Linked DNA regions of Homo sapiens: regions 2 and 3 are each linked to region 1. Evidence: read pairs that join two places in POLR2A ChIA-PET (ENCODE). Cell type or tissue: OCI-LY7. All regions are shown on one strand. Each heading gives the region's core, and the rest is flanking DNA. Links, peaks and the distances in the headings are about the cores only.

Region 1 (10,311 bases), core at 2,601-7,600:
CCCTTATAAGTTGGATTCCTAGGTATTTTATTCTCTTTGTAGCAATTGTGAATGGGAGTTCACTCATGATTTGGCTCTCTGTTTCTCTTTATTGGTGTATAGGAATGCTTGTGATTTTTGCACATTGATTTTGTATCCTGAGACTTTGCTGAAGTTGCTTATCAGCTTGAGGAGATTTTGGGCTGAGACGATGGGGTTTTCTAAATATACAATCATGTCATCTGCAAACAGGGACAATTTGACTTCCTCTTTTCCTAATTGAATACCCTTTATTTCTTCCTCTTGTCTGATTGCCCTGGCCAGAACTTCCAACACTATGTTGAATAGGAGTGGTGAGAGAGGGCATCCTTGTCTTGTGCCGGTTTTCAAAGGGAATGCTTCCAGTTTTTGCCCATTCAGAATGATATTGGTTGTGGGTTTGTCATAAATAGCTCTTATTTTTTTGAGATACATTCCATCAATACCTAGTTTATTGAGAGTTTTTAGCGTGAAGGGGTGTTGAATTTTGTCAAAGGCCTTTTCTGCATCTATTGAGATAATCATGTGGTTTTTGTCATTGGTTCTGTTTATGTGATGGATTATATTGAGTGATTTGTGTATGATGTTTAAAAAAAGCTCAGAAAGTGTCTGGGGATGTTGAAACAGATGCCTGGTCACTTGCCTTGATTTGCATGGGGCTGAAACAGGAATGAGAATTCAGCCCAGAGATAGGGTTCAGAGCTGTCAGAAGAACTGATGTAATTTGAGGTGGGTCCTGAAGCTAGATTGAGAGACAGCCTATGAGACCTTGGAGAGAAAATCACCATGAGGGAGAGAAGAGACTGGCAGAATAGTCTGACTGAGCAGGTGGGGGCTGGCTGTTAGGCCGTGCTGGCCTCTTTGATTCAGCTCACTTCTCCCAGGGCTTATGTGGTTAGGAGATTAAGGAAAGGAGAGGGGTATGAAAGAAAACAAAAGGCCTGTGTCAGGGGAGGCTCAAGGTCTCTGGTAGAGGAAACTCCCTCCAAAAGAGCTAGTTATGAGAAGCAGTGCAGTGCAGTAGAAGGATTACGTGGGCCAATTAGGAGGCCTATAAAACTGTTGGAATGTAGCCACTCTGTTTCTAGGTGGGACGCTCACCTGCCAGGAATTTCAGCAGTAGAAGGATTACGTGGGCCAATTAGGAGGCCTATAAAACTGTTGGAATGTAGCCACTCTGTTTCTAGGTGGGACGCTCACCTGCCAGGAATTTCAGTTGTATTTGGTGAGGAAAATTGGTGGGAAAGCAGGACTTCTCACAAATTATCGTGCAAATATGACCTCGATTGTTTTCACAAGCTGGTCAAATCCATTGTAGATCCCACCCACCTCTAGTCAACTTTAATCTATGCTGTCCATTGTGGTAGCCACTGGCCACATGTGGCTATTGAGCTCTTGAAATATGACTAGTGTGACGGAAGAACTGAATTTTAAGTGTTATTTAATTTTAATTAATTAAAAATTTAATTAAAATCTTAAGCTGTGTAAAATATTTGTCCTGAAAACTTATAAGAAAAATTTGAAATGGGATTTTTTATGTTGATACATTTAGAGTTGATTCTCAATATATGTAATACCTCCTTGAACATGATGTTAATAAATACTGAATGAGATGCAAGACTTAATGAATTTACTTAACTTAGACAGGTGTGGTTTTGAAACTGATGTGCTTTTGCTTCAAAGTCACACGAACTCTTCTGAAAAAGATGAACCACTTTATGTCAATGTGGATATGAAGATCAAAGGAAAACAAATCTTGTGATCTTAAATTCAGTTATTGGAAAACTTTTAAGTATGTTTGGAACAGCTTGGGTACGTCAATTTACTTTTTCAACTATAAATTTTATGAAATTTAAATATAGCTCAAGTATTTCTGATGAAGATTTAGTATGTGAATTGAGATGGGCTATTAGGGTAAAACATAAGCCAGATTTCAAACTTAGTACCAAAAATATAAAACTCTCAATAATTTAAAAATATTGATTACATTATGAAATAATAGAATTTTGGACATAACAAGATGATTAAAATATATTAAAATTAATTTCACCTGTTTATTTTTCCCTTTTTGAGATATGGCTATTAGAAAAATTAAAATTACATATGTAGTTTGCATTCTGTTTCTATTGGACAGTGCTAATCTAGATTATTTAAGGGCAGGTTCACATTTCGTACATCTTCATATTCTTGGCCTCTAACATGGCATTGACATATAACAGGGACTGCATAAATATTTATTGAGGAAAAGGATTTAGTTTTGGAGGGAGCTTTCCACTACTCAGCATGATTGTTGCTCTGGTGAACTGCTAAGACTGAATTCCCAAAATAATGTGTAAACCCACTATTTCACTTCCTCAGGACAATTTATTACCCTACGTGTTTCTCTTGCTTCTTTTCTTTTGGTTGCTGGTACTAAACAATGAGGGGCTGAACCTACCACTAGTCTATTGATTTCCTGTCCCCTCTCCTTTTGTTTTCTTCTCAAAGCAACCACAACACCATTAATTATCATCCAGGGAGTTAGTGACAACTTGTCTTAATCATCTTGTCAGGTTTGCCTTTGTCTTTTTAGTTTAAAGTTGTGAACCCCATTTATACACTTTTCCTGTCTAGGATGTCAGTAAGAACTTTAGCTGTAGATAAAAACAAAACAAAAACAAGGTATGCATGACTTGTCCAAAGAAATTTAGTAGTTTTTGCTCATCCATTTTGCAAAGCCCTTTCTTTAAGATGCAACATGTTTTTTGGTCCAATCCCAGAATTACACTGAAAACTGGACTCCCTGTGGTGCAAATTACCTTCCACTCTCAGAGCAGGAGAAAATGGAATATTTCCTCTTGGGCATGATAGCAAAAACTCTGTCGACTCTGCAACACCACATGTCTATGCTGGGATCTATTCCTGTTCCTGCTCAACCTTTTGTTCAAAATAACCAGTCGATATGATCCAATCAAACCAGTTACTTCAGCTGAGAAAACAGTTTGCTTTAGTTCTTCACTAAACTAGCAGACTAATTTCTCAAACACGATGGTGCTTTTGTGTCAGGGGACTGAGTTTCCAATCAAGAATGGGTAAAGACACAGTCTGGGTCATCCTTTCCCCTTCTTGTGTATTGGGATGTCCCAACTGGAAGTGCTAGGCAAACCTTTATGAATTGCTTGATGTCAGATAACTATGTGGGGAATACGAAGTATGGAGTGCTTCTGTCTGATATTATTACAGCTGCAAGCTAATGTTTTAGCATAAGTATGTCTCATGCAACATGTGGGACATACTTATACTAAAAACCTCTTCCTTTTTTTATCTGAAATTTAAATTAAACTGGGCATTCTATATTTTTATTTCCTAAGTCTGGCAATCCCAGATAAGATTCTAGATTTGTCTCCAAAGAAACAACCCATCCTTTTCTCAAAACAAGCAAGACAATGTAAGGGTTTATAAAATAATATCTATGGGGTGTGTGGAGACAATCAGAGACAGGCATGGTGCTTGATGGTTCTTGCTAAATCAACTTGCTGAAAACCAAGTGAGGTCAGACTCAGATGTCTATTTTTATACCTTTGATGACAAAATGAATCTATGAAGGGGTTGTGAAAACTGTAATGTGCTGCTCTGTCTGCTTTGCTTTTCTTATCCTTTGCATTGTTGATCCTTCAGTGAGCACACCTGCACTCACCAAGGCTGTAAACCCATGAGGGCAGAAACTGGGCCTTCTTTTTATTGGTATCCCCAAAGTGCATCAAAATGTCTGGGCACCAGTACATGCTAAGAAGTGTTACAGATGATCATGAAGGTAAGATTTAAGGATCTTGATATAAAAGAATGTTGAATCTGAAAGCCATGGATGCTCTAGCAATCCCATTGGGAGTTCACACAGCCCTTCAGAAGCTAGGCCAGAGGCCAGTGGAGTTGCCTGGTGTGGAAATAGAGCTCGGTTGTGTTTCAGGAGGTGTCCATTGGGAGCCCTGCTCTGGTCTGCTCCAGAACAAATGCTCTGTCCTTGACACCAATACAAGCAGCAGCCTCCCCTGCCACCTGTCAGTGAACCACTGCCAAAGCGTAATTGTACTGGGATGTTGTGAGAGGAAGCCTGATTTAAACGAGGCCCTGGCAGAGTTGGGGGGCCAGCAGTGCCTTCTCATACCTGTTAATGAAGCCTCATTAGAAACAGCAAGAGCCTGTGCTGGGAACTGGAAGCACCAGTCTGCCACGGCTCTCCCTGCCAAAGGGTGATTAACTGAATGATTTACGGCAGCTGCTCTTTGAGATGATGGTGCGGAGGAGACCAAGTGTGTGCAGCCCTGCACAGCATGCTGTCTGGTGGAAACTCAGGAGGATGCGCAGATACATTCTCCCGTCTTTCCAGTGGCTGAAACGACTTCCAGGTTCTAAAAACTGCATGGCCATTCGGTCATAGAAGTACCTCCTTTTGATGGCTGACCTTTTGGGGACTGTCACCTTTGAAGCCTCCAGCTACATTTAGGTTAGGAATTTAGGTCTTGCCTGAGGGACCAAAAATTAATAGTAACAAGAAAGACAGAAAAGAAACAGACGTCAGTGTCTTGTGCATCCAACATAGCAAGGCCAGCCACCCACTTTGTTTTCTGGCAAGACTCTTGTACCCAGGCGGTTCAATTATGGGCAGCCCCATAGTGTGCAGCTATGGAGATGGATACTTTGCTAAAATGTAGTTTTAGGGTGTCTTGCCTATTTCCATGTCTCAAACAACAAACTGACCTATGTCAAGGGGCTATGCACATTGTAAATAGTGGTTCTGCTCATGTGATCTTTAATACAATTCCTTTGCTCTTGCAGGCCAAAAAGGAAAACCAGTTGTAGCAATTCCAACCAGGATACCATATATCTTGCCTTTTATTTATTTATTTTTTTTGTGTGATAGTCTTGCTCTGTTGCCCAGGCTGGAGTGCAGTGGCACAATCTCGGCTCACTGCAACCTCCGCCTCCTGGGTTCAAACGATTCTTCTGCCTCAGCCCCCTGAGTAGCTGGGACTACAGGCGCCCGCCACCAAGCCTGGCTAACGTCTGTATTTTTAGTAGAGACGGGGTTTCACCATATTCGCCAGGCTGGTCTCGAACTCCTGACCTTGTGATCTGCCCACCTTGGCCTCCCAAAGTGCTGGGATTACAGGCATGAGCCACCGCGCCTGGCCACCTTGCTTCTCTTATAAGCAATCCTTAAGGATAAATAAATGTTCTTTTCTTTGTGTGGGCCTTGGTTATTTGGACCCTCGGGTATGGGGGTTTTCAAATGTACCAGTGTTGGATACATCCCCCTGTCTGGATTAGCAGCTCACAAACACAAAGACTCAGCTTGGATATTTTGGTCTGTAATTCTGTGTGATAGGTAGACCAACAGAAGTTTGAGGGAGGAATGACAAAATTAAAGTTGGGCTTTTTTTTTTTTTTTTTTTCCTTTCAGTTTTAGAGACACTGAGAACCTGTGGTAGGACACAGGTGGTGGTTTCAATTTTAATCAGAAGGCAAGAGAGTCTTGCCTGGGTAGGTGGCAGATGCATGAACTATATTTGGCTGGCTTAGGCCCTGAGAGAACTGGAGAAAGGACCCTGGAAGAAAATTCTGAGGCTGTAAGTGGGGTGAGCAACCACAGTGTAATTAATCCCCCACTTAGATTGAATGGGTTTAGATTGGGCTTAGATTGAAGTTCCCTTTTAACTGATTGAGAGATGCTCTGCCAATAGCAAGTGAAATGTGTGTGTCTGCACATGAATATGCATGCAGAGTATATTAAAGAGGTCTGAATACTCCACGATGCCTGTAATTATGAAACATGTGATAAAGCACCACACTAATCCCCTCTCGAGCAAGAGTGTTGTTTTTTGTCCCAGACTGCGTCAATCCTGCATGCCATGAGCACTGCTTTTGCCTCCGCAGCACTTTTATGTTGACAAACCCAAGAGCAGGTGACCCTAGGGAGGCAGATGGCGTCACACTCAAGGGAATCCTTCCAGAAGCCTTCAAGCATAGCTCTGTGAGCAAAGGCCAGACAGACAAAGTGATATCCATCTCGACCCTATAGTGAGTTGAACAAGGTGGGCAAACTGGACGCTGCGCACAAAGCATTTATTTGAAGGAGGACAAGGGAGATTGCTCAAGCTACAGACTACTCAGATTAAAGCAGAAGGATCCTCTCCACTTCCAGGAAGCTTTTCAGCTCAAGCTGAATTAACCAGGGAATCCAGCAGGGACTGGAGCTCAGGAGAAAGCTCCTCAAGCAACTTCTTGGGTCAGCTGTTGAGGAAGGGTGTTTTCTTCATGAAAAAGAGGAAGTTTCTCCATCAGCTGAAAGGAAACACATAGGAGTCAGAAGCAATGGGTGAGGAAAATCGGTCATTCTATCACAATAGGATTACGAGAAAGGGGGCCATCTCATGAAAGAATCTGGCCTTTGGAACAAGATAGTTTTGGGTTTTAAATAATTACTCCATGGTTATTTGCTGTGAGACCTTGGGCCATGACTTAAGCTCTCTGAGGCTTTGTTTCCTGTCTCTAAAACACGGATCATGAGGTTGTCTTGGCAGGGTTTGGAGGATAAACAAAAATAATCAAGAGTCAGGTCTGCCTTGGCACTCACTAAATGAACGTAGCACATAGATTCTTAAGAAGTAACTCGGCCTAACTCACTGCTCTTGCTGTTTGTTTAAATTGACTTTGTGTGTTTATACAGATGCTCATAGGCATCTGAAAAAAAAATACTTTGTTAGGAACATCTGGCTTTTATAATCAACAAAAATCAATTCAATAAAAGACAGTTGGAGAGGAGCTGGATGACATATTTTCCATTTGAAAGCAGGGCGTGGTTAGGTCGCTTCCTTGAGGCTCTCCCGCCTTCTGAATAAAGAGAGGTTACACAGTTGGAGAGAGCAGGAGACCTGGGCTCCCATCCCAGTGCTGTCTCCGCCTCCTGTGTGATCATGCGCAAATCTTTTTCCATTCTGGGTCTTTGTGTTCTCTCTTGAATCAGGAGGGGTTGGATGATACAATCACTAAGCTGTCTCTATTCCTTATTCAACATATGTCAGACAAGGAGTCTTGGAGGGAAATAAGAAGGCATAGAACTATGATACAAAATAAGGGCCTGGGTTTCTGGAAAGAGTTGGCAAGGAAGCTAAGGCCCAAGGCTGATGTATATGCCTCTGGAATCCTTATCTATTAAAAAAAGAGTGAGTGCAAGTGTGTGTGTGTAATTATGGCAGACTAACTCAACTCCTAGTCCCAACCCCTTGCCTGCCTCCACTATGGAGTCTGGAAAAGCTAAAGAGTTGCTTTCTTAGCCTCCCTTGCAGATGGGTATGGCCAGTATAAGCAGGTTCTGGCCAATGAGATATAAGGGACAGTCCACTGCAAGCCTCAAAATGTCTTTCCTTCACTGATTAAAGGAGAGGATCATTCAAGAAAAAGCCTTTTGACTTTTCATTTTGTTCTGTACTAAGAAAAATTCTTCTGCCTTGGGATCCTGTTGACCTGTGACCTTACCCCCAACCCTGTGCTCTCTGAAACATGTGCTGTGTCCACTCAGGGTTAAATGGATTAAGGGCGGTGCAAGATGTGCTTTGTTAAACAGATGCTTGAAGGCAGCATGCTCGTTAAGAGTCATCACCACTCCCTAATCTCAAGTACCCAGGGACACAAACACTGCGGAAGGCCGCAGGGTCCTCTGCCTAGGAAAACCAGAGACCTTTGTTCACTTGTTTATCTGCTGACCTTCCCTCCACTATTGTCCTATGACCCTGCCAAATCCCCCTCTGCGAGAAACACCCAAGAATGATCAATAAAAAAAAAGAAAAAGCCTTTTTTTTTTTTTTTTTTTTTGCTGCTGCCTCTTCTCTCCCACTTCCGGCCAGGAATGAGGATGTGATGTTTGGATCTGTGGCTGGCATATGGTAACCATGGGGTGACAAAGATAAAGACAAAAAGCCAATGTTGTCATGGTATGTTAGAAAGATGAAAAGAGCTTGAGTCCTTAATGAAATCTTTGAGCAGCCTAGATCACCTGTTTCTGGGACTCTTAAATAAATGATTTACACATCTTTGCTACTCAGAGTGTAGTCTGTGGAGCAGCAGTATAGTCATCACTTGGGAGCTTGTTAGAAAGGAAGACTCTCAGACCCCACCCCAGACGTACTGAAGCAGAATCTGCATTTAAAAAAGATGCCCAGCTGGGGTGTCACGGCTCACACCTGTAACCCCAGCTATTCTGGAGGCTTAGGTGAGAGGATCACTTGAGCCCAGGGGTTTGAGTCGAGACCAGCCTGGGCAACATACCGAGACGAGACCCTGTATCCAAAAAAAAAAAAAAGATGCGCAGGGTTTTGAGTGCACATTAGTTTCAGGAGCACTGGTTTATAGCCTCATTAATTAGGTTCTATTACAAGCAACTGAAACATTCCTAACAGCTATTATGTACGTCCTAGGTATACACATGTATGTGAATGTATGTGTGTATATATACATACATAAATATGCATACATATAGAAAATGTATTAGTATGTGAATATATTATATATATTATTTGTATGTGAATAGGAAAGGAAGGACACAGCTAGGCTGTGGGAATGGGTGCCTATGTGAGAGGAAGTCTGGGGTGATTTCTTCTTAAATACTTCTACAGTGTTTGGAAAATAATTATTTTTAAAGCCATGAATATGCATCTCTTGGATAATTGACGCGGAAGCGAGGCTTACCCGCTCTCCTCCCTGTCCAGCAGGGCGTGGTAGGACGCCACGTCCTTCTGCAGCTGGCACTTGCGGGCCAGCAGATGCGCGCGCTCCTGTTGCTGCTGCTCCGCCTCCGCTCGGATTTCCCTGAGCTCCGCCTCCAGCCGGCCGACCACAGCGCCCAGGTTCTGGAGCTCCATGTCATGCCAGTGCTTGGCATCGTGCAAGGTGTTCTCCAGGCCTCGTTTCTACAAAAGAGCGAACCCGGTCCAAACCCGAGGACAACAGGCCGGGCCCTTGAAGAGGGAGGTGTGCAGAGCAGTGGCAGGGGCTGGTGGTAGCCTGGACTATTCCCCTCGTGGCAGGGACCTTGCCAGTTATGGAGACTGATGGGGGTTATTCTTAGTGGCTCCGTGGGAAAAATAAGGAATCCCACTCAGGTCAGACTGTGGATTAGTCTGATTGATCTTTTTGATGGGAGAGAGGGTGAGGGAGGCGAAAAAGAGAAGGAGAGAGGGAGGGAGAAAAGAAAGGGGGTGTGAGGAGAGAGAGGAGCGGGGCAAGAGGGATAGGGATTGAGAGAGACAAATGAGAGGCAGCTTGCAGGCGTTTCTTCAAAGAAATCTTGTTCTCCGGGGCTTTTTCTTCTGATTTCTTCACTCCCCGGGGGACCCCTTCTCCCTCTGCTGCTGAAACCCCATCCATCATTTGGCTGGAACACCATCTCCTCCAGCTTTCTTTCCCAGATCACTGTCCTTAGAATGAATGTCTCTGGCCTTTATATACTCAGCGCTTTCCCCTTTGGTGTTTTAGTAGCACATTTTTGCCCATCCCTTTTCCTCTGCCGTCCCTTCACTTTGGGCTTCCCAGTGCCCACCCTGAGCCCGCTTTTTTTCCAAGGAGCGCATCCTGGGTCTGTGTTGGTCTCCATCATACTCATGATTTGAACATACTCATGAGTCGTCTCCAGGCCACGTCCTGCGTTGATAATTCCACCACCAATCTTTCCTTCAGTAGCTATGGACCTGCCACTGAACTTCTTACTGGAAACATATACTCAGACCTCACATCAAGGTGTCCAAAATGAAGCCACTGGCTGCCTCCTGAACCTGCTGGCTCCCCCTAGTCTATGCTTCAACGGGTGAACCCATGTGAGCTGGAAACCAGGGAAAGATGTGTTCCTGCTTTCCTTCCTTCTCTTCCTTCCAAATGCAACCATCATGGCCTCCTGTATATTATGAGTCCTGCTTCTTGTATCTCTTGAGAAGTTTTCACATTCTGCAGCCACCATGGTCTGGGATTGGGAGCTTGTCACCTCTCACCTGTGGTACCCTCAGTGGCCTCTTAGCTCATCTCCCCACCTCTAGTTCCTCCTCTTCCTGAGTTCCACACACAAATAGCCACAGTACTCTGTCCAAAGCCCAAACCTGGGCCTGTATCTCCTCTGCTTAAACTCCATTGATGGCTCCCCAGGGCCCCTGATATGGCACACACAGCTGGCCCAGTATGTTTCCATCTTTATCCCCACCCTACAGCAGCATCAACACTTCCAGTCTTGGAGTTTATTTGGTCTGTGTTCTTTCCTCCACCTGCACC
Region 2 (10,311 bases), core at 3,397-8,396, 74 kb before region 1:
CAATTCTGTGAAGAAAGTCATTGGTAGCTTGATGGGGATGGCATTGAATCTATAAATTACCTTGGGCAGTATGGCCATTTTCACGATATTGATTCTTCCTACCCATGAGCATGGAATGTTCTTCCATTTGTTTGTATCCTCTTTTATTTCATTGAGCAGTGTTTTGTAGTTCTCCTTGAAGAGGTCCTTCACGTCCCTTGTAAGTTGGATTCCTAAGTATTTTATTCTCTTTGAAGCAATTGTGAATGGGAGTTCACTCAGGATTTGGCTCTCTGTTTGTCTGTTATTGGTGTATAAGAATGCTTGTGATTTTTGTACATTGATTTTGTATCCTGAGACTTTGCTGAAGTTGCTTATCAGCTTAAGGAGATTTTGGGCTGAGACAATGGGGTTTTCTAGATATACAATCATGTCATCTGCAAACAGGAACAATTTGACTTCCTCTTTTCCTAATTGAATACCCTTTATTTCCTTCTCCTGCCTAATTGCCCTGACCAGAACTTCCAACACTGTGTTGAAAAGGAGTGGTGAGAGAGGGCATCCCTGTCTTGTGCCAGTTTTCAATGGGAATGCTTCCAGTTTTTGCCCATTCAGTATGACATTGGCTGTGGGTTTGTCATAGATAGCTCTTATTATTTTGAGATATGTCCCATCAATACCTAATTTATTGAGAGTTTTTAGCATGAAGGGTTGTTGAATTTTGTCAAAGGCCATTTCTGCATCTATTGAGATAATCATGTGGTTTTTGTCTTTGGTTCTGTTTATATGCTGGATTACATTTATTGATTTGCGTATATTGAACGAGCCTTGCATCCTAGGGATAAAGCCCACTTGATCATGGTGGATAAGCTTTTGGATGTGCTGCTGGATTCGGTTTGCCAGTATTTTATTGAGGATTTTTGAATCAATGTTCATCAAGGATATTGGTCTAAAATTCTCTTTTTTGGTTGTGTCTCTGCCCGGCTTTGGTATCAGGATGATGCTGGCCTCATAAAATGAGCTGAGGAGGATTCCCTCTTTTTCTATTGATTGGAATAGTTTCAGAAGGAATGGTACCAGTTCCTCCTTGTACCTCTGGTAGAATTTGGCTGTGAATCCATCTGGTCCTGGACTCTTTTTGGTTGGTAAGCTATTGATTATTGCCACAATTTCAGAGCCTATTATTGGTCTATTCAGAGATTCAACTTCTTCCTTGTTTAGTCTTGGGAGAGTGTATGTGTTGAGGAATGTATCCATTTCTTCTAGATTTTCTAGTTTATTTGCGTAGAGGTGTTTGTAGTATTCTCTGATGGTAGTTTGTATTTCTGTGGGATCGGTGGTGATATCCCCTTTATCATTTTTTATTGTGTCTATTTGATTCTTCTCTCTTTTTTTCTTTATTAGTCTTGCTAGCGGTCTATCAATTTTGTTGATCCTTTCAAAAAACCAGCTCCTGGATTCATTAATTTTTTGGAGGGTTTTTTTGTCTCTATTTCCTTCAGTTCTGCTCTGATTTTAGTTATTTCTTGCCTTCTGCTAGCTTTTGAATGTGTTTGCTCTTGCTTTTCTAGTTGTTTTAATTGTGATGTTAGGGTGTCAATTTTGGATCTTTCCTGCTTTCTCTTGTGGGCATTTGGTGCTATCAATTTCCTTCTACACACTGCTTTGAATGTGTCCCAGAGATTCTGGTATGTTGTGTCTTTGTTCTCATTGGTTTCAAAGAACATCTTTATTTCTGTCTTCATTTCATTATGTACCCAGTAGTCATTCAGGAGCAGGTTGTTCAGTTTCCATGTAGTTGAGTGGTTTTGACTGAGTTTCTTAATCCTGAGTTCTAGTTTGATTGCACTGTGGTCTGAGAGACAGTTTGTTATAATTTCTGTTCTTTTACATTTGCTGAGTAGAGCTTTACTTCCAAGTATGTGGTCAATTTTGGAATAGGTGTGGTGTGGTGCTGAAAAAAATGTATATTCTGTTGATTTGGGATGGAGAGTTCTGTAGATGTCTATTAGGTCCACTTGGTGCAGAGCTGAGTTCAATTCCTGGGTATCCTTGTTAACTTTCTGTCTCATTGATCTGTCTAATGTTGATAGTGGGGTGTTAAAGTCTCCCATTATTATTGTGTGGGAGTCTAAGTCTCTTTGTAGGTCACTCAGGACTTGCTTTATGAATCTGGGTGCTCCTGTGTTGGGTGCATATATATTTAGGATAGTTAGCTCTTCTTGTTGAATTGATCCCTTTACCATTATGTAATGGCCTTCTTTGTCTCTTTTGATCTTTGTTGATTTAAAGTCTGTTTTATCAGAGACTAGTATTGCAACCCCTGCCTTTTTTTGTTTTCCATTTGCTTGGTAGATCTTCCTCCATCCTTTTATTTTGAGCCTATGTATGTCTCTGCACGTGAGATGGGTTTCCTGAATACAGCACACTGATGGGTCTTGACTCTTTATCCAATTTGCCAGTCTGTGTCTTTTAATTGGAGCATTTAGTCCATTTACATTTAAAGTTAATATTGTTATGTGTGAGTTTGATCCTGTCATTATGATGTTAGCTGGTTATTTTGCTCGTTAGTTGATGCAGTTTCTTCCTAGTCTCGATGGTCTTTACATTTTGGCATGATTTTGCAGTGGCTGGTACTGGTTGTGCCTTTCCATGTTTAGTGCTTCCTTCAGGAACTCTTTTAGGGCAGGCCTGGTGGTGACAAAATCTCTCAGCATTTGTTTGTCTGTAAAGTATTTTATTTCTCCTTCACTTATGAAGCTTAGTTTGGCTGGATATGAGATTCTGGGTTGAAAATTCTTTTCTTTAAGAATGTTGAATATTGGCCCCCACTCTCTTCTGAATTGTAGGGTTTCTGCCGAGAGATCCGCTGTTAGTCTGATGGGCTTCCCTTTGTGAGTAACCCGACCTTTCTCTCTGGCTGCCCTTAACATTTTTTCCTTCAATTCAACTTTGGTGAATCTGACAATTATGTGTCTTGGAGTTGTTCTTCTCGAGGAGTATCTTTGTGGCATTCTCTGTATTTCCTGAATCTGAATGTTGGCCTGCCTTGCTAGATTGGGGAAGTTCTCCTGGATAATATCCTGCAGAGTGTTTTCCAACTTGGTTTCATTCTCCCCGTCACTTTCAGGTACACCAATCAGACGCAGATTTGGTCTTTTCACATAGTCCCATATTTCTTGGAGGCTTTGTTCGTTTCTTTTTATTCTTTTTTCTCTACACTTCCCTTCTCTCTTCATTTCATTCATTTCATCTTCCATCACTGATACCCTTTCTTCTAGTTGATCGCATCGGCTCCTGAGGCTTCTGCATTCTTCACGTAGTTCTCGAGCCTTGGCTTTCAGCTCCCTCAGCTCCTTTAAGCACTTCTCTGTATTGGTTATTCTAGTTATACATTCGTCTAAAGTTTTTTCAAAGTTTTCAACTTCTTTGCCTTTGGTTTGAATTTCCTCCTGCAGCTTGGAGTAGTTTGATCGTCTGAAGCCTTCTTCTCTCAACTCGTCAAAGTCATTCTCCATCCAGCTTTGTTCCATTGCTGGTGAGGAACTGTGTTCCTTTGGAGGAGGAGAGGCGCTCTGCTTTTTAGAGTTTCCAGTTTTTCTGCTCTGTTTTTTCCCCATCTTTGTGGTTTTATCTACTTTTGGTCTTTGATGATGGTGATGTACAGATGGGTTTTTGGTGTGGATGGCCTTTCTGTTTGTTAGTTTTCCTTCTAACAGATGGGACCCTCAGCTGCAGGTCTGTTGGAGTTTGCTAGAGGTCCACTCCAGACCCTGTTTGCCTGGGTATCAGCAGCAGTGTCTGCAGAACTGCAGATTTTCGCGATCCACGAATGCTGCTGTCTGATCGTTCCTATGGAAGTTTTGTCTCAGAGGAGTACCCGGCCGTGTGAGGTGTCAGTCTGCCCCTGCTGGGGGTGCCTCCCAGTTAGGCTGCTCGGGGGTCAGGGGTCAGGGACCCACTTGAGGAGGCAGTCTGCCCGTTCTCAGATCTCCAGCTGCGTGCTGGGAGAACCACTGCTCTCCTCAAAGCTGTCAGACAGGGACATTTAAGTCTGCAGAGGTTACTGCTGTCTTTTTGTTTGTCTGTGCCCTGCCCCCAGAGGTGGAGCCTACAGAGGCAGGCAGGCCTCTTTGAACTGTGGTGGGCTCCACCCAGTTCGAGCTTCCCAGCTGCTTTGTTTACCTAAGCGAGCCTGGGCAATGGCGGGTGCCCCTCCCCCAGCCTCGCTGCTGCCTTGCAGTTTGATCTCAGACTGCTGTGCTAGCAATCAGCGAGACTCCGTGGGCGTAGGACCCTCCGAGCCAGGTGCGGGATATAATCTCCTGGTGCGCCGTTTCCTAAGCCTGTCGGAAAAGCGCAGTATTTGGGTGGGAGTGGCCCAATTTTCCAGGTGCCATCTGTCACCCCTTTCCTTGACCAGGAAAGGGAACTCCCTTGCGCTTCCTGAGTGAGGCAATGCCTCGCCTTGCTTCGGCTGGCGCAAGGTGTGCTGCACCCACTGTCCTGTGCCCACTGTCTGGCATTCGCTAGTGAGATGAACCTGGTACCTCAGATGGAAATGCAGAAATCACCCGTCTTCTGCATTGCTCACGCTGGGAGGTGTAGAACGGAGCTGTTCCTGTTCGGCCATCTTGGCTCCTCTGGTTTTTGTTTTTTAAAAATTTTTTGTAGCCATTTCCAGGAATCTTAATGACTTCAATGTCCTTAAAGCTCATAACATGGCTTTACTATCACCAGCTTAATTTTTTTTTTTTTTTTGAGATGGGGTCCCACTCTGTCAGCCAGGCTGGAGTGCAGTGGTGGGATCACAGCTCACTGCAGCCTCGAACTCCTGGGCTCAAGTGATTTTCCTGCCTCAGTCTCCTGAGTAGCTGGGATTACAGGTGCGTGCCACCATGCCCTACTAATTTTATTTTTTGTAGAGATGAAGTCTTGCTACGTTGCCCAGGCTGGTCTTGGACTCCTAGGCTCAAGTGATCCTCCTGCCTCAAGCCTCCTAAAACGCTGGGATTATACGTGTGAGCCACCACTCCTGGTTAAATTTCTTTTTTTTAAATTTAAAACATGTTATGGGAGAAGAAGAAGAGGAATTCTCTTCACCTCTACTTAAGGGGAGTGGCTAGTGCATGCAGGGATGTGAGAAATTAATGGCAGCCAAGTTTGGAAAGTTGGGCAGGACAAAAGCTGGTGATACTGATTTTTGATGGAAAAACAGTTGAGGTCTAGGGGCATGGCATGCCTCTAGAGGCCTGCAGCCTTGTGCAGTTGCCCAGGACTCTGCTCTCAGAAATGGCAGGATTGCTCTTGGACACTCAATTAAATGCTCTGTTGTCAGCCATCTTTAAATTCTTGATAATTTTTTAACAAGGGGGCTGGGCGCAGTGGCTCACACTTGTAATCCCAGCACTTTGGGAGGCCAAGGTGGGCGGATCACGGGGTTGGGAGATAGAGACCATCCTGGCTAACACACGGTGAAACCCCGTCTCTACTAAAAATACAAAAAAAAAAAAAAATTAGCCGGGCGTGGTGGCAGGTGCCTGTGGTCCCAGCTACTGGGAAGGCTGAGGCAGGAGAATTAGCGTGAACCCGGGAGGCGGAGCTTGCAGTGAGCTGGTATTGCACCACTGCACTCCAGCCTGGGCGACAGAGTGAAACTCCATCTCAAAAAAAAAAAAAATTTTTTTTTTTGAACAAGGTGCCCTGCATTTACATTTTGCACTGGGCCCTGAGAACATGATCATAGCTCTCTTATTCCAAGCCTCTTCACAAGGAAGATTTTTCCATTCCTTTAGAAAAGTGGAGGAAGGGAAAGACAAGGAGAAAAAGAAAGTATTTAAAAGTCCTTAACAGAAGAGTGGTGGGCTGGGAGTGAGGGGCAGGGCCTTATTTTTAGCAACCATTGCTCCAGGTTAGAACAGAGACAGTTGAGAAGTGTTGTTCTATTTACTGGACATTGACAAAAAACTTCTGGCTAAGAAGAGTGGTGTTACTGAAATGGGATTCTGAAGTCTTACAAGTTTACTTAGCCTTTCTAAGTCTCTGTTTCCTCCTCTAAAACAGTATATTAACCCTACAGCATGTTGGTGAGGATTAAGTGTTGGTAAAGATTAATACAGAAATCTATTTATTTATTTATTTATTTTTTGAGACAGGGTCTTGTTTTGTCACCTACGCTGGAGTGCAGTGGCGCAATCACAGCTCACTGCATCCTTGACCTCTAGGGCTCAAGCAGTCCTCCCACCTCGGCCTCCCAAAGTGCTGGGATTACCAGCATGAACAACTGCTCCTGGTCTGACTTCAAAGGAAATGATATGTCCTCTTTAAAGGAAATGATATGTGTACGGTTCCTGGCACATAGCAGTTACTAACACAGATTCTTGTTCATCAGTGGTCTTTGAAAGCTGGACTCTGGGAAGTCCATTCAATCGTTCGCTAAGTATTTACACATTAAGGGCCTATTAAAGTCACTGTGGTAGGCCCTGGAGGATCATGGAGCTTACATCATAAAAAGAAAGGCCCAGTTGACAACTCAAGGAGCTAACCCTCAAGTAGAGGTCATGAAACCAATGTATACATAATAGTGAATTGGTTCATTCAATACATATTTATTAAGCCCTAGAAAGATGAATAAGACACAGTCCCCACACTGAAGCCCACAGTCTGATAGGGAAGACACATTCCCCCAAATAATTATTCAAAGAAACTAGTGCTAATACAGGGATAAAAGCACTAGTGAAACTTTACTGAGAGGTTAGCTGTGTGGCAACTGATATTCACTATGACTCTTTGGTGTAGGTTTTATCATTGTCACTGCCATTTTTATAGATGAAGCAGACGTGATTTAGATAATTTATTTGCTTGAAATCAAGCAGCTTGCAAATGGTGGAGCTGGGATTGAATCCAGGGCTTTCTGTCTCCAAAAGCTATATATGTTATTATGTTGTGTGTGTGTGTGTGTGTGTGTGTGTGTGTGTGTGTATAATGCAAATAGATGGTATATATATTTACATACTAAATATGTTTCTACAAATGCATCTCACAGAAGAAGAATCAACCCATTCTGCTCAGGTAAATGGGGAAGGAAGCCCAGAGGGAGTGGCTTATGAATGAGTATAAAACAATTAGGACTTCAACAGGCAGAGAAAGAGGGAAGTCAATTCCAGGAAGAAAAAACATAATGTGCAAATATGTGAAGTTATGAAAATCCAGAGTGAGTACTTCAAAGAATAACAAGTTGGGCTGGGAATGGGGTGGCTCATACCTGTAATCCCAGCACTTTGGGAGGCCAAGGTGGGAGGGTCACTTGAGGCCAGGAGTTCAAGACCAGCCTGAGTAAAAAATAAAAAAATTTAAAAAAAAGGTTGTTTTGGAGCATCGAAGGAAAGAAAGTTCGTAAAACTTTATTTGGGAGATTCTGCAAGGCCTTCATATGGATTTTAAAGGATATGGAAGAGTTCCAAGGCCAAGTTCGGAAAGAAGACATGTTAGAGGAAATAAAAATCACTAGAAAAGCCATTAATGTGGGAAAATAAGATATCTGTTAGAGGATGAAGGAGTAGAAAAATTTTGAACGAAGTGTAGTCATGAGTGGTAAGTCTGAATAAGCCATGCTTAGAAATATTTTTGAATGCCAAGGCAAAGCCACATCTGTTTCATTTGACAGGCAGAGCTGAGGTCACAGTTGGCCTGAAGTGAAAAACCCGAATTCTTGCAGGGACTAGACAAGATTAGTGGTCTAGGCATAAAAATAATCAGGAGGCAACCATGACCCAACTCCAGCTCACACCACTCAAGAATACAGTCACCTGGCCAGAACCTTTGATTTTTCAAAAGAAGCAAAACAACAAAAATCCAAAAGCTTAGGTAAAATCTCATAATTTAAAATTTTTAGCAACTACTTAAAAATGTGTGCAGGTGGAACAAAACTTGTCTAAGTGCCAGATGAGGCCCCTGGGTAGCTACAGAAATGTCTGTTCTCCCCAGGTGTCTGCAGGACTAAGCTGTGGTGTGGAGAGCCGCTGGGCAGAGGTGGTACAGGGAGGATCAGAGAAAGCTCCAGCAAAAGGCTTCTGCTGCTCTAACTTTCTTTCTATCCTGATGAAGAAACCCAAAAGCATTCCTCTCTGAGGTATTTGCATTTTTGGAATTTCTTTCTATTTTTGTCTTTTGGAATCCTCCCTAGCACTGGTTTGCTGGGGAACTATGAACTGGGCCTGGCAGCTTGTGTTAGGCTGTTTTTGCATTGCTATAAAGAAATACTTGAGACTGGGTGGTTTATAGTAAAAGAAGTTTAACTGGCTCATGTTTCTGCAGGCTATACAGGAAGGATTGTGCTGGCATCAGGACTCAGCTTCTGGGGAGGCCTCAGGGAGATTTTATTCTCAGCAGAAGGCAAAGCAAGGAGCTTGCACGTCACACAGCAAACACAGGAGCAAGAGAGAGTAGGGGAGGTGCCACGCACTTTAGACAACCTGACCCAACACCTCCCACCAGGCCCCTCCTCCAACACTGGGGATTACATTTCAACATGAGATTTGGCAGGTACACAGATCCAAACCATATCACAGCTGGTTTTCACTTTTCAGGCTTCCGAACAGAAAAGTCTTATATAACCGATCTCTTTTCAATGGTTAGTTGCTTGTCCCAAGGGTGAAGACTCTTATAAGCATTGTGTGTGTGTGTGTGTGTGTGTGTGTGTGTGTGTGTGGTGTAGGAGCAGGGGAGAGAGAGGGAGAAAAAGAGGGAGAGACAGCTTCCTTCTCCTGAAGGACTTTCTCAAGATTAACAGCATATTCTGTGGCCTGAGCTTTCTGAACCTGGCAGGAGCTGACTCTTATGGGAACAGAACTCTGCCTGTCATAGTCTCAGGTTGGGCCACTGACTTAGCTCATAATCTTGACTGACTACCTTAGATATAGAGGCTATTAGCAAACCATTGTAGAGGAAAATGTTCCTTTATATTATGCCTGTGAACCTCCATGCACTGGGATGAGAGGTAACATAGGGGAAGAAATATTAGAATCCGTGGAGCTAGAATAGAATGCTTTATTTACTGGATTACCTTGGTAAAGTCACCTCACCTCTCTGTGCCTTATTTCCTACAAGCATAAAAGCTAGCCAGAAATATTCACCTCACAGAGGTATTATGAAGATTCTATGAGATCATGGACACAGAAGTGCCTGACACCTGGTTATGCTGGATCAGAGAGAAAAGAATGAAGAAATTGGAGCTAAGGAGATGTGGATTTAAATCTTGACTCCACGACTTATAACGACAACTACCATGAATTCAGTAATTTCTATGTACCAGGCTCTGTGCATTACCTTTTTTTTTTTTTTTTTCAGACGGAGTTTCGCTCTTTCGCCCAGGCTGGAGTGCAGTGGCATGATCTTGGCTCACTGCAACCTCCGCCTTCCAGTTTCAAGCAATTCCTCTACCTCAGCCTCCCAAGCAGTTAGGACTATAGGCACCCGCCATCACGCCCAGCTAATTTTTGTATTTTTAGTAGAGACGGGGTTTCACCATGTTGGCTAGGCTGGTCTCGAACTCCTGACCTCGTGATCTGCCCGCCTTGGCCTCCCAAAGTGCTGGGATTACAGGCGTGAGCCACTGTGCCCGGCCCTCTGTGCATTATCTTTAAAATCCTTGCAACGAGATAAATCAGCGGGCCGGGCTGGCGGGTCGGTGAGCGCGGCCCGGGCCGGACATGGCGGCGCTCTACGCCTGCACCAAGTGCCACCAGCGTTTCCCCTTCCAGGTGCTGTCTCAGGGGCAGCAGCTGTGCAAGGAATGTCGGATTGCACACCCTGTTGTGAAGTGCACCTACTGCAGGACTGAGTACCAGCAGGAGAGTAAAACCAATACAATATGCAAGAAATGTGCTCAGAACGTGCAGTTGTATGGAACGAGAAATTAAGGTGGACTGTGTTAAAAACACATTTAATAGGCCGAGCGTGGTGGCTCATGCCTGTAATCCCAGCACTTTGGGAGGGCGAGGCAAGAATCATGAGGTCAGGAGATCAAGACTATCGTGGCTAACACGGTGAAACCGCGTCTCTACTAAAAATACAAAAAATTAGCCAGGCGTGGTGGCATGCGCCTGTAGTCCCAGCTACTCGGGAGGCTGGGGCAGAAGAATCACTTGAACCCGGGAGGCAGAGGTTGCAGTGAGCTGAGATCATGCCACGCACTCCAGCCTGGGTGACAGAGCAAGACTCCATCTCAAAAAAAAAAAAAACAAAAAAAAAAAAACACATGTAACAAAGAAAGATTTCTCAGTTTCTTTCCTGGTTCTATTATTGACCTTAAAGAAGATATTCATATTTTGT
Region 3 (10,311 bases), core at 2,969-7,968, 98 kb after region 1:
AATCCAGGTGGGTGTAGCCTGTGGGGTGCAGGCTATCCAGCTCAAAGAGGGAGGCCCATATCTCAGATTCCCTAATGCTCGGCACAGTGTCTGGCACACAATGGGCACACAGGAAATCCTGCACTGAATCAAACAGATTTTGTATTACCAGATCTAGGCTGACTCACTGTGTGGTCAGGACCTTGGGTCAATCACTTCACCTGGTGACTCACTCCCTACCTGTAAGGTGTGGAGGACAGCTGGAGTCACTGTGGCACCTGTGTGTTTAGCAGTGTGTTTGCTTGTTCCTGCTTTTATGTCTCTGGCTGGTCTAAGATGGAATGATAAAAAAATAACGGAATGCACTTTGTAAACGAGAGCATCCTAGACACATGTAAAGATTGGAAAATTAGAAAGCTGTCTCTACTGTAGTTACTTCTCAGATATGACCAACCATTATTAAGAATTCATTGGCTAATAGGGCTACATTTTCTCATGATCATTCTTCTGTTTTAGAAGTGGGCAACTGCAGTTTTAAGAATAAATGTGTAAATGTGTGTTTTCATGAGAGACAATAAAGCTGTTTTCATTAAGAATGAAATATGCAACTTGCAAACACTTTTACTTTTCTTGAATTGGGTCCTTCAGCAGAAGCAGTTTGCCCAGCCCTGACATGGAAAGTTTACTTTGCTCATCAACCTGAAGGAGACCGAAAGCTATGAGAGGCGGCTCCTGAAAAGAATCTAGACTCCGGATATAAAAAGATCTTGCAACACAAGGCCAAGTGGAAATCATGGTTCGCATTAAAGGCATAAACCTCCTGCACTAACAACCCAGAGCAGGAGGAAAAGCTGGGAGACCTGGCTCAGCAGCCTTCCCTGAGGGAAGCCTTCGGGGCTTTGTTCCTCTTGAGATCAGGGCAAGCCTATGTATGACCTGAAGCCAATACAACCAGCAGAGCTGATGCCAGTGCTGGCTGCCTGAGTGCTACTAAAGAAAGAGTCCACCATCGGCTCCCTCTTCCGTAGCCAGACACAGGTGGAATGCTGTGCTTCCTTTTGGGAGACAAAGCAGAAGCTACCCCAGAGGGGGCAGATGGGAGACAGGCCCAGGCAATGCAGCCCTACAAAGAAGACTTGAAGGGCCGGGGCTGAGCAGCTTGGATGAAGAGAAGGCTGCCTTTCAGAGCTGTTTCAAATGTTTCAGACGTTGCTAGACAAACTAGAGTTGTATGGCTTCAGATGGCACAGCTTAGGGCCATAGAGTGGGAATCACAAGAAGGCAAACTTTAGGCCCCCAGGAGAGCTGGACAACAACCTGGAGGGTCAGAGGAGAATGGGCTGTCCAAGGAGCGGGGATATGAGGGTGGGGCAGTGTGGCCATCCCTGGAAGGGGTAAGGGAGTGGCAGATGGTAACCATTTGGGGTGGGGTGTGGCTGAGGATTCCTGCAAGGCTATCAGAGAAACTCTAAGAATCATAAGAATCAAAGCTCAAGTACATGAGGGAAGACATAATGAAATCCCTAAAGTTCTGAGAGGTTGTACCAGATTCTTTATGGAGAATACAGAGAGAATGCCTCCTGACTCCTCATTCACAGAGTGCCAGGCAGCAGCAAGGAGAAGCTGGTGGCCTTGGGAGGGCAAAAACTAAGGACAAGGTCCACAATGCAATCAGCTCACATCACCTACGAACAAATAAAGTGGGGTGGGGGTGGAGAGTTGCTAGAGTTTACGTAACTCTCAAGCCTTAATTTAGCTGCAAGAACTAGGTTTTTGCCAAAGCTATAGAACTTCCCACCAGATGAAAGCTTTATCTCTTTTTCTTTCTTAGGAGAAGAGAGACAGAAGGAGAGAAGAGGGGCAGGAGGAGAGAAAACACAAGAAAGAGGATGGAAGATAAAGAGGAAGGTGAGGGGTTTGCTAGTTGGAGGCTGTAAATTTTGAAGCATCGACATTGACCTACGGTGTCTTGGTGCCAGGTTGCTAGAGGCATTGGCAGGCTACCTTGAGGCAGAGTGGTGTCATGACAAGGGCACTGGGCTGGAAGACAGCTGCTACAAGCTCTCAGCCCAGCCCTGCCTCTCACTAATTCTGGGATCCTGGGTGAACCATGTCACTGCTAGCTTGGCATTTTTTTTCTGCAAAATGCAGGGTTGGATTAGACTGCCTGTAAGGTCCTCCCCCAGCTCCTGGGAGTTGTGACTTTATGATCAGCAGGCATTCAAGCCATGGCCAGGCAGAGCTGAGGACTAGGGTCAGGGATAACCTGTCCTGATACCTAGTTTCCTGAGATTCTGGGAATTTTTGTAGCCCACTTGGCAAGGATGCCAAATCAGGGACAAAGGAATGCTGGGGTTGAGCCAGTGATGTGGTAGAGGGAGAGGATGGGTGGGAGAGGGCGGCACTTACAGCAGGAGGAGATGGGCACGCTGATGGCCAGGATCACCCAGGCGATATCCATCTTGCTCAGGCAGATGGTGGCTCTGTGCTGCGGTTTGTCCCCCTCGGCCACATGGGAGATGTTCCCTGCTGTCCCAGGCTTCCAGGTCCCGGCGGGGACCAGGCGGTTGAGGAAATTGCCTGTGGCTGTGGATACCACTGTGGAGAGAGGACTGGGCACCCGGTCGGTCATGGTGAGGGTGGCCACAGTCTCCTCCTTGGCTCCAGAAATAGTGCTTTCTGAGACCCTGGAGGGATGGGTTGGAGCTTGTGGGGTTGTGGATGCTCCCTGAGGAATCCCCTGGGAAGGGGCTGAGACACTGGTATCGAAGGCAGCTGGGGTGGGCCCCGTGGCAGCCGTGAAGACCCCAGAGCTGGTAGACAGAGGTCTGCTGGTGCCAGGGGTAACAGTAAGCCAAGAGTCACTATGGCTGGGGCCATCCTGTGGGTCACCGTGGTGGGGGCGCTGAGAAGGCACTGGGGCAGCTTGTGGACTGACAGGGGCACCTGAGGCTGCTGTGGCATCTGGTGTCCCTCCTTGGCTGGTGAAGGTAGAACCACCCCCCTGGGCTGCTCTGCGAAGGCCTGGCTTGTCCTTTGCAGGCCCCAGGGAGGTGGTGGTGGGTGCCCATGAGGTATTGCTGGGCACTGTGGTCGCAGCCACTGTCTGGGGCTGTGGTGAAGAGGAGTAGCCCCAGAGTGGGGTCCTGGGGGTGAGGGTAGAGGGCTCCGGTTCCACAGACCCTGTGAAGTTGCCCTTGTAGATCTGAAAGATTTTCCCCAGGGGCCGCTTCTGCCCCAGAGGTGTGGAGCTTGGATTTCGTCCTCGCTGTCCTTCTTTACTCCTGGAGTGGCCACCAGGTGCAGGCGGGACAGGGCGTGATGAATTACCAGCCCCTTTTCGGGAAGAGCCTGGGGGCCTGGGGGGCCTGCGTGTGGTAGTGCGGGGGGGCGCTGTGGTGGGGCGGCTGGTGGCCCCCGGTGGCTTTGTCAGCAGGATGGTGGGGGCAGCCTGCCCTCGAGGGCGGCCCTCTGGCTTGGAGGATGTGGTTGCCATGGCTGCTGGAGCGGGCCCTGTGGACAGGGAGCTTTCAGAATGGGGGGCGGTTACTGTCGCAGCGATGGTGGAGATGGTGTGCGTAGGAGGGTGCCCCTCTGCACGGGGTGTCGGTGTTGCCATGGGAGCTGCAGCCTGTGAGGGGGGTCCATCGGGATTGGGGGTCAGCATCACCACAGAAGTATGTCTGGTAGAGCTGTGGGGTGCTGTCACCATGGTTCCCGGGGGAGTGCCTGAAGGGAGGACCTGAAGAGATTCCCTGGGAGATGGTTCCTGGATGGCAAATGCCAGCGCTTCGGTCAGTGCCAAGATCAGCAGGAAACCTTGAAAAGGAGACAGAGAGAAGAGGTAAAATACTTGGGGAGCAGCATACAGCCTGGGCCTTTCTTACCTGTGGCCTAGGACAGTGCTGGGAACTCAGGAAACGTCAGGAGCATTCCTGAGCCCACACTAGTGCTCCTACACTGAACCAGAACTGTCTGTGGAGCTGGGGCAGGTCTATTAGGTAGGTGCTGCCTGGTACCTGCTGGAAAGAGAGACCAGCACCAGGGGAAGCAGAGCAGCTACCCTGGCCAGGCTCCTCCTTTCCCACATGCCTCAGAAACGCCATCAGCCCTCCCCACAAGGGCAACTTTTCAGAACAGGCTGGGGCTGGAGGTGTAGAAGGCTTGTGGCCTCCACATCTGCCTCTTCCTCTGCAGCCAGGAGTGGTCAAGGACAGCTTGCCTGTGGGGAAGCCTGTGTGAACTCTGTGTGAGCCACCCCAAGCCAAATGAGGAAGGCCTGGGTGGCAGTATGTACCAACTCTTATGCCCTTTTCTGAATCTTCCATTTATAAACTACACAAAGGTACAAGCAAACAGACCTCTGTCCCTTCAGGACCATTCGCCAAACAATTATGGAGGTTCAACCCTCTCCCTGACCCTGGAGGACACAAAAACGAACAGGGCAGTCTCTGGCCCTGGATAAGCTCGCACATATCCACAAACAATCCTAAAATAAGACAAAGATGTCTCAGTGCCATAGAAGAGTGACAGGCAGAAGAGGACCGGGGTCTAGAGAAGAGCAACCAGACCTGGAGCCCATAAAAGCACTTAGCACAGCCTGGAACAGAAGGTGCCTTCTACAAATGCCGGCTGGTGTCATGGTTGTTATTAACTGCTTTTCCTATGGCATTCATGTGGCTGAACTCTGAAAAATTGTCATTGGTGATATCCAGCCTTTTTGAGTAGAAGGAGCCCTTTTGAACATTAAAAAAAAAAAAAAAAAAAGGATTTTGTATGATAGCCAATGTGCATACTTGCAGTTCAAGAAAATGCACAAGGACAAAAACGTATATGTTTAAAAACATTTCTAGTTATGTGTGGATTTTATCAATCACAATAGCATGTGCCTATTTTTAAAAATGGTACCTCATGCAAGCATGACATGTAGGAGCCGTTGACAACACATGGGTTGGGAAGAGCCTGTCTCTACGGCTGAGGAAGGGCCAACAGTCCTCTGAGGCCTGATTCTGACCTGTTAGCACCTCCTTGTTCATGGATCCCCTTCTTTGTCATCCTCAGGCAGTTCCTTCAGCCCCTGCTAGGCTCCTCTGACTATGGAGAGAGATCTCTGTCTGCGTCTAATTACTCTCTCAGAGCGTCTTTCCTCCATCAGATTCCAGCAGGACAAACGGCCAAAGCAGGGGCCCCAGCTGTGATTCCCAGGTGTCTGATGGAGAAGGCAGGGCCCTGGCGAGAAGCAGAGATGGGGAGGAGATCTCCAGGCATGCCTTTGACACAAGGCCCAGGATCACCGTTTGGTGTGTGGTGGAGCCTGGGCATGGGCCTGTGTCCTCACCCTGCACTTCTAAATTGGTGGGGAGTGGGAGGCTGCGGGGGACTTTAGATTGCACTGAGGCTGTAGCACCCACCAACTCTAGGACCAAAAATTTGCCCTAAACAATCTATTTTTTTCTAAACTTTCATTCATGATCTAGACTAGCGGTCCCCAACCTTTTTGGCACCAGGGACAAATTGTCTTCCACTTGGTTTTGTGGAAGACAGTTTTTCCATGGACTGGAGTTGGTCGGGGGGGGTATGGTTTTGGGATGAAACTCTTCCACCTCAGATCAGCAGGCATTCAATTCTCATCAGGAGCACGCAACCAGATCCATCCCTTGCATGTGCAGTTCACAATAGGGTTTGTGCTCCTATGAGAATCTAATGGTGCCGCTGACCTGACAGGAGGCAGAGCTCTGGCAGTAACGCTCTGGCGGTGATGCTCCGGTGGTGATGCTGGCTCACCGGCCTCCCACCTCTTGTGGTGCAGCCTGGTTCCTAACAGGCCACAGACTGGTACTGGTCTGTGACCCAGTGGTTGGGGACCCCTGATCTAGACCACACACCGACAGCACATTCTGTGTATTCGAGTCAATCCTAAAACCTGTTTACTGAACACTTGCCCTGGCCCAGGCTTTCATGCTTTAATCCATATGACCACTTGGTGGAGCATGAAATTGAGGTTTGGGGAGATTAGGCAACATGTGGAAAGTCACACAGTAGCAGAAGTATGTGAAACAAGGGTTGTCTTTAAAGTGCATGCTTATCCTGGTCAACCACTATCAATGATGCAGAAGGAGGAAGAAGAGGACAGTATGTTGCATCCCAGAAGAATTAATGTGCTGTTATGCTCTGACCTGCTCAGGGTTATTCTGGTGCCCCTATCCTGCCCACAGCTTAACACCAGAGAGACAATCTATTCCTAGGGCTAGTGGTGGTGACCTCCATGTTTTGATGGACATTCCCTTTCAAGTGTCTGTTTAGCTCACAAGTGTTAAGTGTTGTTAAGGACTGACTTATGCACCCCCAAAATCCCTATGTTGAATCCCTAATTCCCAGTACCTTAGAATGTGACTATATTTGGAGATAGGGCTTTCAAAGAGGTAATTAAAGTAAAATGAGGCCAAAAGAGTGGGCCCTAATTCGATCTGACTGGTGTCCTTCTTAAGAAGAGGAGATTAGGACACACAGACATCTGGAGCACGTGTGCACAGAGGGATGATCATGTGAGGACACGGCAGCTAGAGGACGCCATCTGCAAGCCAAGGAGAGAGGACTCGGGGGACTCCAACCCTATTGGCGCCTTGAATTTAGACTTCCATCCTCCTCAAATGTGAGGAAGTACATTTCTGTCTGTGGTATTGTGTTATGGAAGCCCTAGCAAACTAATACACATGCCTTATGTTAAGAGATCCTCTGAAAAAGGAGAGACAGAGACAGGGCTTTTGTGCAGGAAGTTTATACTGGAAAATGATCTGTGGGGTCAGCCGTGGGGGTCTGAGATTAGTGAAACAGGGAAAACCAATCTGAGGGCAGGTTATGAGCTGGTCCAGGTGGGCACCTCAAACTCACAGGGGACGTCAGTGGAGCTGAGTAGGCTGCACCTCAAATTGTCTGCCTGAAAAGAACACTCACCCAGAGGCTCCCATATTCACTGATCAAGGGCTGCTCCTGGGATGCTCATCACTGCACTTCCTGACTGACGCCAGGTCTCCATTAGCTGGATCAGAGAAGTTCTGGGCCATAGGGCTGTCAGGTTCTGCCTGCACCCAGCTGGTGTTTGCTGCAACAGCTGGAGTTAAAATTAAGGGCCCGGGGAATCTCTGGGGCCAGGCACCAGATGTGTCAGATACAATAAAAGACCGGAGACCAAGGACACAGCAGTCTTTTGGAAGCAACATTGGCTGACCCCAGGGACAGGCCCTCAGGTGGGAGAGGAGCCACCATGGCCTCTAGGAGAACTTTTGCGGCACTCCAGAGGCAGAGAGAGGGGTTAATACAGACTGATCTTTAAAACACTCAGGGAAAAAAATTCCCCTGACTTTCCCATCACTGGCATTCCAGGAACTAACATCCTCCTAGCTGGGAAGCCTTTGACTGGAATCCTTGGTGCTGTAAGATACACAGCCTAAGTAAATATGTTTGTCTTTGTTGCTGCTGCCTATTTCCCCCACTCAGCTATCAGCATCCCCTGAAGTTATTGTTCTCTCTAGAACTGTAGAGTTACCTCTTAGCCCTTTCTTCTTTGGACTTTAGAGTACATCATCTTTGGCACAATGAACGGATACTGCCACCGTGGGTGCCAAGGGATTTTTACCTGGAGGATGATGTTTACATGTTACAGTGAGAGGGGATCTGGCATTTCACCTAATCCAATCCCCTCATTTCACAGAGTGGGCAACAGAAGGAGGGAAGTGACTTGTCCAAGAACACATTGCTGGTTGGGGACACAGCCTGGACCACAGCCATTATTTCAAAGCAACTTTTCATTTGTATAATAAAAATCCCTACAATGTTGTGCTAGCCAAATACCACCTCCAACCTCTACTGTCACCTTCAATATGGAAATCAGACAAGCATTTACCTCTCTTCTTTGGCACAAAAGGTTAACAACTGAATGCTATGCACACTGTCACAATAAACATCTGAGGCCTTCAACCCAGGGCTTCCCTAACACATGCAAATTTTCATTCAAGGCCCTTTGTGCTGGACTACACACTCCCCCTCCCCACAATCTGAGGCTACTGCCTCTTTGCATATTATTTGCATGGATTTGCATAATGGACTCTAGAGGCTTTAATTCCAAATATGTAGTAGAGACTAAAGCTAAAACCTAGCTTCACATGCTTGAAATGTGGAACCGATTTTTAAAACGTGTCTGAATATGGACAATTGTTGTGGGGTGGAATCTACATATTGATGGGTGTCCAGACATCACAAGAAGGTCTCCTCCTACTGAAAATTCCAATGCATACATGAGCTCAGGACCCAAGGGAAGGAAAGGTCCTCCTCCTTCTGTTTATTTGGTTGGCTGCCTGCAGTCCATATTGGGCATGACATTTGCATCTGGCAAAGGCAACAAGGGAATTGATGAAAAGAGAAATGGCTAATATGTACTATACACTGCTCAAAGGGCTAAGCCTGTACTGACATATTTAATTCTCACAGCAACCTCATGAAGCAGGTAGTATTATTAGCTCCCTGTTGCAATTGAGGAAAAGAAGCACAGAGAGGTACAGGAACTTGCCCATGGTCATATAGCTGGGGAATGGCAAGCTGCAATTTGTTCCTAGGCAGCTTGGCTGCAGAGTCTATGCTCTCGACTACTTTCATTTATTGTTCTGCTCTACCCATCTCCCCAGGGGGCTCTGCCATTCAAAAGCAATGATTCACATCTTTGGAGAACTGATTCTCTATTGTTGGTCTCTTGACTTTTCTTCTGTCTTGTTTTTTTTCTATCTCTATTCCAGGGCTCTGTATGACATATTTGGTGTTCTTTTAACAACCCAGTAAATTAAATTCATTTTGCAAGTAACCGGGGGAGCTTGTAGTAGTACAATAAAAGGACTGGAAGCCCCTGATTTAATTCTCTCCTCTTCCCCAATCCTAACATCTCATACACTCCATTGTTTGGTAGAATAAAAATTATGTATATAAAAACCACAAAATTATATATGTGTGTGTGTGTATATATATATATATATATATAACAAAAATTATATATACACACATATACATACACACTTTCTCTTAAAATTGCTTATATACACACAAGGCATATTTGTTACACAGAAAATTCATAAAAATAGAATTTTATCTTTTTTTCATAATTTTAAGTTTCTTCTAAGTAGATCTTCCTTCCCCATTAAACTAGGTTTTCTACTGCAAGATATTTTGTGCATTGCTGTTTTAAACCCTTTTAACAGCGAATCATAGCAGTCTGAGAAGTCTTCTGAACCATCCTGGACTCTTGGTGTGATTTTAAATTGTGTCTACAAGTTCTCTGACATTCTTCCCACCAAGAGGTAGAGTCTGTTTCCCCTCCCTTTGAACCTAGGTAGGCCTTTGTTACTGCCTTGATGAATACAATGAGGCAGAAGTGACACCCTACATCCCTTCTGAGGCTACAGCCAAAAAGCTCATGCAGCTTTTACAGGTTTCTCTTGGGGGCTTTGGCCCCCCGTAAGAACTCCAGTTCCCTCAAGGTGGCCACATAAAGAGACCTTGCAGAGAGTAACAGGAACGCCTGAGGAGACCCAGCTGTCCCAGCCCCAGCCAGGCACCGGACATGAAAGTGAAGAGCCTGCAAGATGACCCTGGCCACTGCTGGACTGCAATCACCCAAGAGATCCCAGATGAGAGCTGCCTAGCTGAGCCTGGTCAACCCTAAGATTTTTGAACAAAATAAATGATTGTTACTGCTTTAAGCCACTGTTTTGGTTTCTATTATCAATAGGTAACTGGAACACTTGGGAATTTAGCTTCTGCAATTGATGTTTCAACAACAAAAGAAAAGAGCATCTAAGCACACTAAGTCTGACCATCAGGGAGTTTGTTTTCTGCATGAGCAACAGCACACAACCTTGCCAGGAAATGGGCTTTTCTAATTTCAAGATTATTGTTCTTTAATTGGAAGGGATGTTGGGACTCTGGTATCAGCTCCTCCACTTTACAGATGAGAAAGCTGAGGCCCAACAAAGTGAAATGATTTACCTTGGCCACACAGCTACACACAGGGTTAGGGACAGGGAGGGACTCAGGCCAACTCATTGCCTGCCAATCCCATTAAGGTGCCAAACTCATACTGTATCTATCTATCTATCTATCTATCTATCTATCTATCTATCTATCTATCTATCTATCTATCATCTATCTATCTAAATTTCTTTTTTTTTTTTTTTTTGAGACAAGGTCTCACTCTGTGACCCAGGCTAGAGTGCAGTGGCGTGATCACAGCTCACTGCAGCCTTGACTTCCTGGGCTCAAGTGATCCTCCCACCTCAGCCTCCCGAG

What was found. ChIA-PET counts read pairs that join two places held together with the same protein. Peaks named below come from ENCODE experiments on the same cell type or tissue, not always from the same donor. Only the 100,000 strongest peaks of a DNase experiment are listed, where the experiment ranks them.
Region 2: POLR2A ChIA-PET joins it to region 1 with 11 read pairs; 6 of 35 experiments call an interaction of 5 or more read pairs at or near these places.
Region 3: POLR2A ChIA-PET joins it to region 1 with 33 read pairs; 3 of 35 experiments call an interaction of 5 or more read pairs at or near these places.

Annotation. Positions count from the first base shown.
Region 1 is chr3:133,470,997-133,481,307 of GRCh38, reverse strand. BFSP2 (beaded filament structural protein 2) reads right to left here. Exons shown (of 7, transcript NM_003571.4): 6 at 8,743-8,963; 7 at 6,100-6,339. The coding sequence ends at 6,336. All of the region lies in intron 1 of BFSP2-AS1 (BFSP2 antisense RNA 1), which reads left to right. Among named protein-coding and RNA genes, the nearest start is that of BFSP2-AS1, 15 kb to the left of the region's middle. RefSeq lists enhancers at 3,808-3,927, 5,775-5,844, 7,428-8,087. In OCI-LY7, for the core only: no CTCF peak of the experiment used is centred there; DNase peaks (open chromatin) are centred at 3,627, 4,137, 5,517, 5,977 and 3 weaker places; H3K4me3 peaks cover 4,705 bases; H3K27ac peaks cover 5,000 bases.
Region 2 is chr3:133,545,650-133,555,960 of GRCh38, reverse strand. It overlaps the pseudogene FAM76AP1. Among named protein-coding and RNA genes, the nearest start is that of CDV3, 23 kb to the left of the region's middle. RefSeq lists an enhancer at 3,825-4,324. In OCI-LY7, for the core only: no CTCF peak of the experiment used is centred there; a DNase peak (open chromatin) is centred at 5,580; H3K4me3 peaks cover 513 bases; H3K27ac peaks cover 662 bases.
Region 3 is chr3:133,373,239-133,383,549 of GRCh38, reverse strand. TMEM108 (transmembrane protein 108) reads right to left here. Exons shown (of 6, transcript NM_023943.4): 4 at 2,389-3,798. It overlaps LOC101927432 (a long non-coding RNA gene), which reads left to right and starts at 1,757. Exons shown (of 7, transcript NR_189054.1): 1 at 1,757-1,887. In OCI-LY7, for the core only: CTCF peaks have their summits at 5,773 and 5,977; a DNase peak (open chromatin) is centred at 5,949.